2 separate regions of the Homo sapiens genome follow, and region 2 is linked to region 1. A link is a contact called in ENCODE Hi-C or POLR2A ChIA-PET data. All regions are on one chromosome and are shown on one strand. Each heading gives the region's core, a stretch centred on a gene start or an enhancer-like site at or near the end of the contact. The rest is flanking DNA. Distances are from core to core; before and after follow the strand shown. Region 1 has its middle 32 kb from the start of LINC00502. Region 2 overlaps HECTD2-AS1 (HECTD2 antisense RNA 1).

Region 1 (5,367 bases), core at 1,384-3,883:
ATGAAGATGGGGACATGGCAGAACTAGAAGGTGGAAGGAGCCCTGTGTCCCTGCAGGACCACATGGAGCAAGAGATGCCTCACTGGCTCAGTGACTGGCTGCTTTTTGAGTCATCTTACGTTTGTGTTTCTTGACACAGTTACTCGGCCTAATACCCTAACTAAAACTCATGCTATTTTCTTGTATCTAAGGTCTTCTTCTGAAGGCCTAAATCACAAACTGCTTGAAGTCTCCCCTAGACTTTAATACCTAAATTTATTGAAAAGATGTTCCTGGGAGAGGAAGAGAGAATAAGAAATGAACTTTGGACAAGAGGAAAGAGAAGGGATTATTTCAGAACCCATAAACAGAAGGGACCCTCTCTCCACTCTCTGGCAGAGTCCCACGAATAGTATGTCATAGGGGGAACTACTGCATTGTGCCCCAGGGAAGCTCCAAGCCTCATCGTACAATACCATGTTTGGAGGTGGTGGGGGCAGAGATGCCAGATGCGAGGGGAGAATTTGAACTGGAACAAAGAAAGGCTTAGCAATAACCAGCCAATCAGTTAACAAAGGGTGCATGCTAATGCTCTACCATTGGAAAATCCAGGAACATTTAATCCAATAGCTATCAGTGTGGAGCCTCAATACTAAGTAGGATGGATTTCCCATTTGCCTGGAAGGATGGAAACACTGAGATAGAATTTACTTTTAAATAAACACAGAAGTATGGTATTTCTGGCACTCCAAAGTTTGTGGGTATAGAGTCAATCAAATACATCATCATCGTTGTTGTTTTACCCAAGAGTCACACCAGGTTTTGTATCTATACCAGGGTAATCCCTGCCTTGGCCCAGGGACTATCTAAGGCTGAGCTGCAGAGTGAAGGCATTTGTGTCTCCAGTGAGGAGGACAGGGAAGGCAAGGCAGGAGGCAACCTCATGCTTTCAAATGACTATGGCTCTATATCTGGGTGCCTCTAATGTCTACCAGGTTATCTTTCTCTCTACCACAGTACTGAGCTTGACAAAATCAAATAGGGGTAGCTTGGGGACAGTGATTACTCAGTGTCCTTCATCTAAAGCTCCTTGGGAACAGTGAACTCCTGGGTATAAGCATCACAAGAGGATGGGGGTCTTTAGGGCCTTCCTTAGAATTGCAGATGAGCTGTAGCCAAGAAAGACTCTAGAGATCCTACAGTACCACCAGTCCTTTACCCACATGAGCAAACCAGGACCCAGAGAGAATAGACTTGCCCACATTTACACAGCTGGTTGGAGGCACACATGAGACAGGGACCAGTGGTCTGGATTCTCAGACTAGTTTCTAATTTGTTACACATAGGAGGAACCTGGAGAAAATTTTGTCCACTGCTTTCACTGGGGGCAACTTAAAGGAGGATGAAATGTCCATATTCCTCCTCCATAGTCTTGCCCAAGGTGCCATAAATTCTCAGTATTTATTTCAACACTTGAAGCCTTAAGCCCATAAGCTCTTAAATGGACATAAGCAGGAACAAAATTCCACGTGAATGCAGAAGGGCATGTGGAAGACAAAAAAGTGCTGACAGGTGGGCTTCCGGAGGACTCATGGGAGAGCTGTCTTCCAGCTGTGTTCCAGCATCTCTCTTTCATTCTCTTCCTCCCTCCCTCTATCCCCTTCCATCCCTCTCTCCTTCCCCCTTTACTCCTCCCCTCTGTCCCTTCTCTCCCTTTCTCCCCTCTGTCTCCCTGAATGACAGACATGCACATCTTTCCTAGTTGGGGGAGGTGTACAAGAGGAGCTAGGGTTAATAAAGACAAGAATTTTTCTAGTGGCCAGTGCCTCCTGGAAACCTCTGAGATGCTTTGTAAATTACAAAGGGCTAACAAACTGTGAAAAGGCTCACTAAAAAGGCCTGAGATTTTATGGCCCTAAGTCAGGTGTAACAAACAGCTAGAGAAGGCAAACAAAGCTGCTTCTTGGCACCCAAGTGCACTGGTCCGGAGAAGTGAAGTAGCCAGCCCAACTGTCTGTTCTCAAACTCTTCCTTCCTCTCTTCCTTTCACCGTCTCCCCCTTCTTCCCTCCCTCCTACTTTTCCTCCCTTCCTTTTCTCACCCATTAACTAATCCAAAAACATGTATTTGAGTTTATTCCATGAGCCGGGAACCCTGAGTAGATTCTATGGTTACAAACACAACCTTTAGTCTCTGCCCCAGAGGACATCGTACCATTTTTGTAGATTATTCATTTATTTATTCAACACACATTTAAGTGTCGCTGGGTTAGGACAAATACGGCCCCCCAGGATTGAAGCTTACACGGATACACACCCTACACAATTAGTAACTCCCTTCTACTAAGCATCCAGAGAAATACACGGTTCTAAAGACTGATTACAAAATCGTCTTTCCCTTTTCCCACCCCTTTCTCAACTCCTCCATGCCTGTGTCCACTAATCTTTCTTCCCAAAAAGGGAAATAGTTTGTGCCTGAAATTCTAAACTCCCTGATTTCAGGCAAGGCCTGGGAGAGTATAAATAAGCGTATGAATATTTAGCAAAAATGACTGCTATGCAAAGCTTGAAGCACTGTTGTCATAATGCAGAGCCCGCTTTAATCGCAGCCACAGGGAAAGCATTTGTCGCTGTCTTATCACACAGGAATGATTTTCCCATTGGCAATGGCAGCCTGCCAGCTGGCTGTAAAGCCAGCGCCTTCCTGGTCTTTCAGGTCGCAATCTCAGATGGCATGCACCACCACTGCCAGGCACTGACATTTCTATTTTTGCAGGACATGCTGGGTCAGGAAACAAAACTGCAGAATCACAGACTATTTCTTATTTACATTGAATGTGAATCTCATTTTGGCTCAGAAGCCTACGGATTTCCAACTCTTATAGTTCAATACACCAGAGATGGCTCAGAGCTTTGCTGATTGAAGTCAGCTGATGGTCTTTGGATCTTATCATTCCCTTTAAATCCCCAAGGTGGTTCATAGAGTGCATTTCTATAAATCTGCAGTAATTTGCCATTTATAAATAAAGCAGCAACTCAGCTGGGGCATCACTTTCATCCAAGCCCAGCTCAGAACAAACACAAAAGAGAGATGGCTTATATGGGAAAACAAAGTTCTTTAGGAGAAGGGTTTGGAATAACCATTAGTTGCCTCTCCCAACAAATGCTGCTAAGAGCTCCTTCAAATCTTTATCTGAGACAGTTCTTAGCCATTTATACGCCATGATAACTGCCCCTTGGAAATCTTTTAAAATTAGATCTGCACTTCTGATTCTAGCCAAGATGGAATAACAGAGATCAGATTTACTCTCCTACATAAAAACAAAACAAAAATATGGACACAATATATGAAATAACGAACACCAAACAGCAGGCAGTAAAGGATCCCTGAGAACTGAGAAGCAAACAAGATGAGCACCATGATTGTCTGACTTGAGAGATTTCAGGTTGCAATTCAGGGAGGGAAAACACAGGCAGAGTATGGTGGGCTCCCTAAATTGAAAGATGGGGCTGAGAGTCTGAGAGACCAAGGCAGCTAGAATTTGTAGGACAGAATACTGGGGAGGAGAGACCAGCATGCAGAGAGCACACTGAACATCTCAAGAGAGTCCCCTTCGAGTATTCAGCTGAATAATGATCAGTGCAAACATGTGAAGAAACCACGTGAGGCTGGGGAAGGAATCACCTGAAAGGATTAGAGGTAATAGTGTCCAGCAATTACATACAGCTCAGAATAGTACCTGTTCCAGCTAGCCAGACTGAAAAAAACCTCATGATTCGTAAGCATTGGATAAAGTACACAAAAGAAATTTACTTCAGTAGTGGGGAAAAGTTAGACCTCCACTGTGCACTGCTCCAGTCCTGCTTAACAAGTTTTAAAAGCAAGACTCAAAAGGGTCAGAGTATTTCCAAATAACTTAGCTGTACCCCAAAAAACAGCTCAAGAATATTCACAGGAATACAAAAATATCCATCACTCAACAAAGTAAAATTCACAGTGTCTGGCACCCAGTCAAACATTACCAAGCATTCAAAGAAACAGGAAAACATAAGTCATAAGAAGGATAAAAACTAATCAATTAAAATTAATCCAGAGTTCAAAGGGATATTAGAATTAGCAGACAAGGACATTAACACAGCTATTATAACTACATTCTTTATGATCAAAAATTAAGTAGAAACTTAGAAGATTTTTTAAAGACTCTCAATTAAGCTTCTAAAGATGAAAGCTACAATGTGTGAGATGAAAAATACTTTGGATGGAATTAATGGCAGATCAGACATTGCAGAAAAAAAGATCAGTGAATTTGAAGACAGAGCAATAGAAACTACTCAAAATGAAACATCCAGTGAAAAGAGAATTTTTGAAATCAGCAGAGCATCAGTGAACTGTGGGTCACTTCAAACAGTTTAATATAATTGGAGTCCCTGAAGGAGGAAAGAGACAGAAAAATATTTGAAGAAATAATAGCCAATATTTCCAAATTTGCTAAAAACTATGAACCCACAGATCCAAAAAGGTCAATAGACCCCAAGCACAAGAAATGTAAAAACAACAAGTGCTATAGGGTTATAATAATCAAATTGCTCAAAATTCAATGATACAGAGAAAATCAGAGGAACAAAGCAAAGGATACCAGCAAATTTTTCATCAGAAAAAATACAAATGAGAATCTAGTGAAGAAACACTTTAAATTACTGAAAAAAAATTAAAACTAGAATTCTATACTCAGAGAGAAAATTTATTTTTCAAAAACAAGGGCTAAATAAACACTTTTTTACAAACAAAAAAGCTAAAAGAATTTATCATCAGCATATCCACACTATAAGAAATGTTAAGGAAAATTATACAACATGGAAATACGGATGTATACAAAAGAATAAAGAGCTTCAGAAATGGTAACTACATGGGTAAATATGTAAGATTTTTTCTTATTATTTAAATCTCTATAAAATATAACAATTTAAACAAAAAGCATAACAACGTAGTATGGGATTTATAACATACATGTGTGTTTAGAAGTGTATAAAATGTATAACCATATCATAAAGTCTGGGAGGAGACAATTGGAAGCATATCGTTGTAAGGTTCTTATACCATTCATTAAGTGTGCATTAAGTAGCATTATAGTGTCATTTGAATGTAGACTGTGATTAAGTTAAAGATAAATTTTGTAAACCCTAAAGAAATCACTAAACTAACAAAACAAAGAGTTATAACTAATAAGCCAACAAAAGAGATAAAATAAAATCATAAAATTTAATTAATTCCCAAGGTATATTGTCTAAGAACCTAAAAACAAATCCTACCAAAAATTGAGGCAGAAATTTGCAGGACCCAGAAAGTAACAGAAGGGTGGAGGGCTATGAGAAGGAGTGGAATCAACTG
Region 2 (5,266 bases), core at 528-3,027, 510 kb after region 1:
GGGCTCTGCGCAAGAGAATTGACACTAGGTTTCTTAAGCTTTCTGGGTCTGAGATCCCTTGTCTGCAAAATGAAGACTTTGAACCTCCATGGTCTTCAGGTTGCTTCACTTATCCATAAATTAATAACTATTGTGTTCCAGCTATATGCATGCCAGGCACTGGGATACCAGTGACCACGACAAGCAACGTCCTGCTCTCATGGTGTCTGCTTTGTAGTCACAAAGACAATAAGCAAAGAAATAACTTCAGACAGTAAGAAGTAGCATGAAAAAAAAATGATGATGAGATAGTGCCTTGGGTGGGGCAGGAGGAGTCACTTTCAATGGGATGGTTAGACAGGCCCTTAAGGAAGCAACAATGAGCCTGAGAATTCTAAGGGAAGAGGGCAGAGGAAACAGTTATAAAAGTTGTTGAGTTTTCATTAGGGAAACAATCTGGGTCTATGACAAAGGAGCCACTGAGCTGACCAAGATGAGAAAATGCTGTTTTTCCATAAGCTGTCATAACATAGACCCTCCAGGCCCTGGCAAGGGCAGGACCTGACTCCTCCTCTACAAACATTCGTAAGTGCCGACTGCATGCAAGGCTCAGCCTCCAAGTCTAATCACAGCCCAGAGCCAAGTGTCTGGAGGCAATGAGAGGAATGCGCTCTGACCTTTCAGAGTGGCAATGACAATGATAAATGAAGGGGCATTTGGATGCTCGCCCTTGACTATAAGAGGAAACAGGCAGACTGTGAACTGGGGCTCATGTTCTGAAGCTTAAGTTTCACCCATTATGCAGTTTCTAGGGTCACTTGTTGCCACAGAGTAGGGCAAGAATTTGAACTTAAGGACTGCCCTGGTGGACTTACAGACCCCTCAGCTGTCAGCATAGATCTCTGAGCTGAAAGCACATGGGCAACCTCAAAGCTTGCAATATCTTCTGCTGGGGGAGTGTGGGGGAGAAGGAAGGAGGGGGAAGTGAGGAGGTGAGAGGGACAGGGGACAGAGTAAGGAGTGGCCTGGTGGGCATGGGGTTGACTGAGGCAATATAAAAGGCTGTGCTGAAAGTCAAAACACTTGGGTCACAGTGCCAGCAGTACGCAGAGGAGTCAGGTAACCTGTCCAGCCATTACAATAGAACCAGGGCAGCACCTGCTAGGGCCAGGCATGGAGCGGGCTCCTCGCTCACAGTATCTCATTTAACCCTCAACACAACACTGGGGAAAGTACTATTATTATCCCTAATAGAGAGAGGGGGCTGCAAGAGATTTCACGCCTTGCCCAAGGTCACATAATGGCAGAGATGGAATTCTAACTTGGGTCAAGCCAATTTCAAGTTGTTAACTCATTGGTTATATGGGAAGGGTAATCACATGTGCTCTACCTGTCTCATGCATTTGTTGGGAGATCAAATGAGATGAGAAGGTGCTTTGTCAACATTAATGAGCTGTTCCAGGGTCTGCTGGTGCCAGCATGGTTCCTAGCAGTGCTGCTATCTGCATAGGTTCCTGCCCCCAACCAACTACACACCTATTTCCCACTCTCCCACTATCTCCTGAAATTCTGGCCCATGCTTCTCCCCTGGGGTGGTGGCACATTCCCCCATGGCCGCCCTTCCCCGGAGCAGCAGCAGCCCTATCCCCAGCCAAGTCTTGGCACTGGACCCGCAGGATGGGGAGGGCATGTGGAAAATCTGAGGAGATGTTTTTCTTCCTTGGGAAGGACGCCAAACTGCAGTTTGCTGGCGTTCTGTAAAGTATGCACCCAGAGAAGATTTAGTTTAGGAAGAAATGGGGGAAAGAATCCCTCACTATTTGCTTAGTGAGCTGGGTTGGCCAAGCCAGAGCCAAACCCCACATATTTGGGCTGACTCGCTATGTTTACAAAACAGGCCCATGTTCCAGGAGATGACTGGGGAGGCAGCAAAACAGTCAGGAAGGAGGGCTCTGTAGGCCTCTCTCTGGCCTCCTTTCCATCCCCCGTCTCCAGCCCACATCTGTGGCTTGCTTTCTTGGGCCTGGAAGGCTGGGGGTGGGTCAAGGGAAAGGTGGGCCACCATGACCTCTTTTGCATGGTGGCTTTCTCACTCCCTACCCCTTCAACTCCATGAAGCCCACTGTCAGAACTGACCAGAGGACACCACCTCCAGGGAGGCTTCCTAAGCCCTGAGGCTAGGTCTGGGCTCTTTCCCAAGGGCTTCCTCAGGCTCCTTCAGGGCAGAGACCCCTCCAGTTTTGCTCACTGCAGTATCCCCAGGATGGTACTTCAATGAATAAATAAATGACTAACAGCTCTGGCCTCCTATATCCCACGCTGGGGCTTTTCCCTAGTTCAGATCCAGAATTCCTTGGATCTGAACAGTGACATCCTGGGTGTTGGGTTGTGTTTGTTTTGTGTTGCATTGTTCTCCCTTGCTTTCCAGTCGTATCTCCTATGCTTCTCAGCCTTTCATTAAATGCTGCATCAACAATGAACTGCTTGCAATTTCTCACCTGTTTCTGCCTCATGCCTTTGCTCAACCTGACCCCTCTGCGCCCACCCCTCCCTGCCACTCCTAGTCAGCCTTGAAGATTCAGTCCCAACCTCTTTTCATCCGGAAGTCTCCCCTAACCCTCCCCACCCTACCCTCTCTGTCTCCCCCTTTGGTTAGAGGTCTCTTATCTCAGATCCCATAAAAACCTTGCCACGCTTATCACTGTTTACATAGCTGTCCCTGCTCCCAGACTCCAGGCTACTTGGGAGCAGGGAACGTGTCCTAATTGCATCTATCCCTTGCCCTTAGCACAGCGCCTGACATGCAGCAGCTGTTCAACACATGCTTGCTGAATTAATTCATTAACTAACATATGCAGAAGCTAATAATAGCATGCAATGTCATGGGGCCGAGTGTGCATGAGATCCCAGCAAATGCTGTGAGCAAAGAGGAAGAAGCCATTGCCGTGGGCCCGAGTGACTTGGGTTGGGGAAGAAATGGTGTGGAAAGAGAAACCGACGGGGCATACAGCGCAGAAGGCAGAATGGAGGCAGGATGGAGAACGGTCATCGGGTAGCAGGGTGAAATGAGAAAAAGGCCAGGCTTTTAAAAACATAAATCAATCACAGCCTACTCCTGCTTAAAACTCCAGTGGCTTCTCTCTGTGTTTTGGGAAAAATCCAAACATCTTGTCAAAGCCTGCGAGGCCCCTAGATCTAGCCCAGACCTCAAACTTTGGAAAAGAGGAAACTATGTCCCAGAATAACAGTTACAGGGATGCTATGATCATAGTGTTTTTATTTAAAACGCTGGTTTTTGTCTAAAAAATTTTAGCAAATCATGTGTAATATTTTTTCACCACAGATGTATTTGCCTTCGGTTTGAAATCCCAAGTACAATTTTCCAGAGCTTTTTTCTTATGTGAACCAAGTCCTGTGAGCCTTTTACATAACACAGTTGAAATTTTTGTTTTTTCCATCATGACCCATTTGAAAGTTGCCCTATTTAATGCCGTAGGAGCCTATTTCGGGTTTGTTTATCTTTTAAATTGCTACGGGACCTTAATGTTACAGCCTTCAAACAGGGTCTTCTGAGAACTAGGGAGAGACAAGTTATTTGTTTGATCCGTTGCTAGCTGCTGAGGCCTCTCTTCATGCCAGTCACTGAGCCAGGAGTGACACCGACATGTTCCTTCCCACAAAGAACTTATGATCTGAGAGGAGACGGCACACCCAGTATCAGGTGGTGATTTTCAAGGCAGGCACTGAACTGACCACTTTACATACCTTATCTCCTACTCTTCCAATAATCAGGGGGTTGGAAAATATTACCCTCATTTTATAAATAAGAAAACTGCAGCTGAGAGAGACCAGAGACTTACCCAAGGGTGGCATCAACTGAGTGGCAGGATGGGAACCTGAGCCCAGGTGTGCCTCCACCGCTGCACTTTGCCTTGGTCTAAAACAAAACCAGACTAGCCATACAAAGGAAGAGAAGCAATGGCTACAAACATTCTGAGTAGAAGCAGCTGTCCCACATTTCACCTAACCCACCCCTGCCCCCACGGAATGAGGTAATAGTTAACAGCTAACAGGTGTTGAAGATCTGTGCCTGCCTGGCCCTTTTGTCTAACTCTATTCCCTGTAATAACCTCCAAGGTAGGTAATGCAATTCCATTTTACAGTGGAGTCTCTGGAGATGCTCAGAGAGGCTAAAGAATTTGTGCTGGGTGACACAACTAGAGGCAGGGTCAATATTCAAATGCTGTCTTAAGGCAAAGCCTTATTCCCCTACTTCTCCCAGCTTAGATAAAGCAATGAGCATCAGACAACTTGGTTTATTATAGCTCCAGGAAGATTACTGAGAAAGGATGTCCAAAGTTGTGCTTAGCAGAGAAACACTAGTCCTGAAGCAGGAACTTATGGAAATACAGAGAAAAGACTTAGTTTCTAAAAAGGCCAGTAAGAACAGGCCCAGGACACTGGGAAGGAAGATCTCCTGCAGCATCACAGCAGAGCAGGGGAGTCTGCGGCTATCATCATCAATTCTAAAATAGCATGGCTCTCAACAGAGCCTGGGCGAAAGCCAGATTACCCCAAGGCCTAACTGATCAATAAACACGTTCTACAGTGAAAGGTATATAGTCAACTTTAGGAATCAAAAAAACAGCAAGAGCCACCAAGGACAATCAGAGATGAGAGCCCAGAGAAAGTGCCGACAGAAAGGTCGGAGAGGACAGGAATTGATACTGACAGAGCAGGACTTGTTCGACGCCCCAGGGCTTGGCACAGAGCAGGCAGGTGTTTATAGCACAGTGGAGTTCCTTCCTATTCCAAGCAAACTGTATGCACCTGGGGGAGTGGAGATGGAGACAGAGAGAAAAGAGAGGGAAGAAGAGAGACTTTAAAACGATGCTTTGACTCCACCAGACATTATACTCCATGAACGCATGCCCCTGAGTAAATATGAGAAGGGAGATGGGCCAGGTCCCCTGGGGATCTCTTAGTGAGAGCTTCACATGACATTAAAGGTGACTGTTGTGTTCAAAGGTATCTTTCATTCATCGTGACTTCTAAATGCAAGCCAATCAATTCATCTTGTGCTCATCCAAAGACAGTGAAATGTTTGAATGCTGAAAAATAAGATCTCTGTGACGGCCTGAGTGAAATACTGCAAAGGGTCACTTTCCAATGCAGAGTCATGGGGAATTTTGACTGCATAAGCTTTTAATCTTTTGTGCTGACTTTGGAACCATCCCCAGGTCCATAAGACTCCACTGTCTGGATGCCTGATACTCTGAAGGCCCAG

Evidence for each region. A loop is a pair of places that touch in the nucleus more often than their neighbours do. ChIA-PET counts read pairs that join two places held with the same protein, here RNA polymerase II (POLR2A). Pooled maps may share reads with other maps.
Region 2: a map of aorta shows a loop between it and region 1 (7-fold over the local background). The contact joins two enhancer-like sites. A Hi-C loop is called at or near these places in 1 of 168 maps with a recorded cell type or tissue (aorta) and 4 of 50 pooled maps. POLR2A ChIA-PET finds 5 or more read pairs at or near these places in 1 of 52 experiments (PC-3).

What each region holds. Positions count from the first base shown.
Region 1 is chr10:91,075,263-91,080,629 of GRCh38, forward strand. No RefSeq gene overlaps it. Among named protein-coding and RNA genes, the nearest start is that of LINC00502, 32 kb to the left of the region's middle. Within about 2 kb of position 2,634, at least 11 of the 41 ENCODE cell types and tissues checked have a DNase peak (open chromatin) inside an H3K27ac peak, as active enhancers do.
Region 2 is chr10:91,588,839-91,594,104 of GRCh38, forward strand. All of the region lies in intron 1 of HECTD2-AS1 (HECTD2 antisense RNA 1), which reads right to left. Among named protein-coding and RNA genes, the nearest start is that of HECTD2-AS1, 20 kb to the right of the region's middle. RefSeq lists an enhancer at 1-3,128. Within about 2 kb of position 1,778, at least 23 of the 41 ENCODE cell types and tissues checked have a DNase peak (open chromatin) inside an H3K27ac peak, as active enhancers do.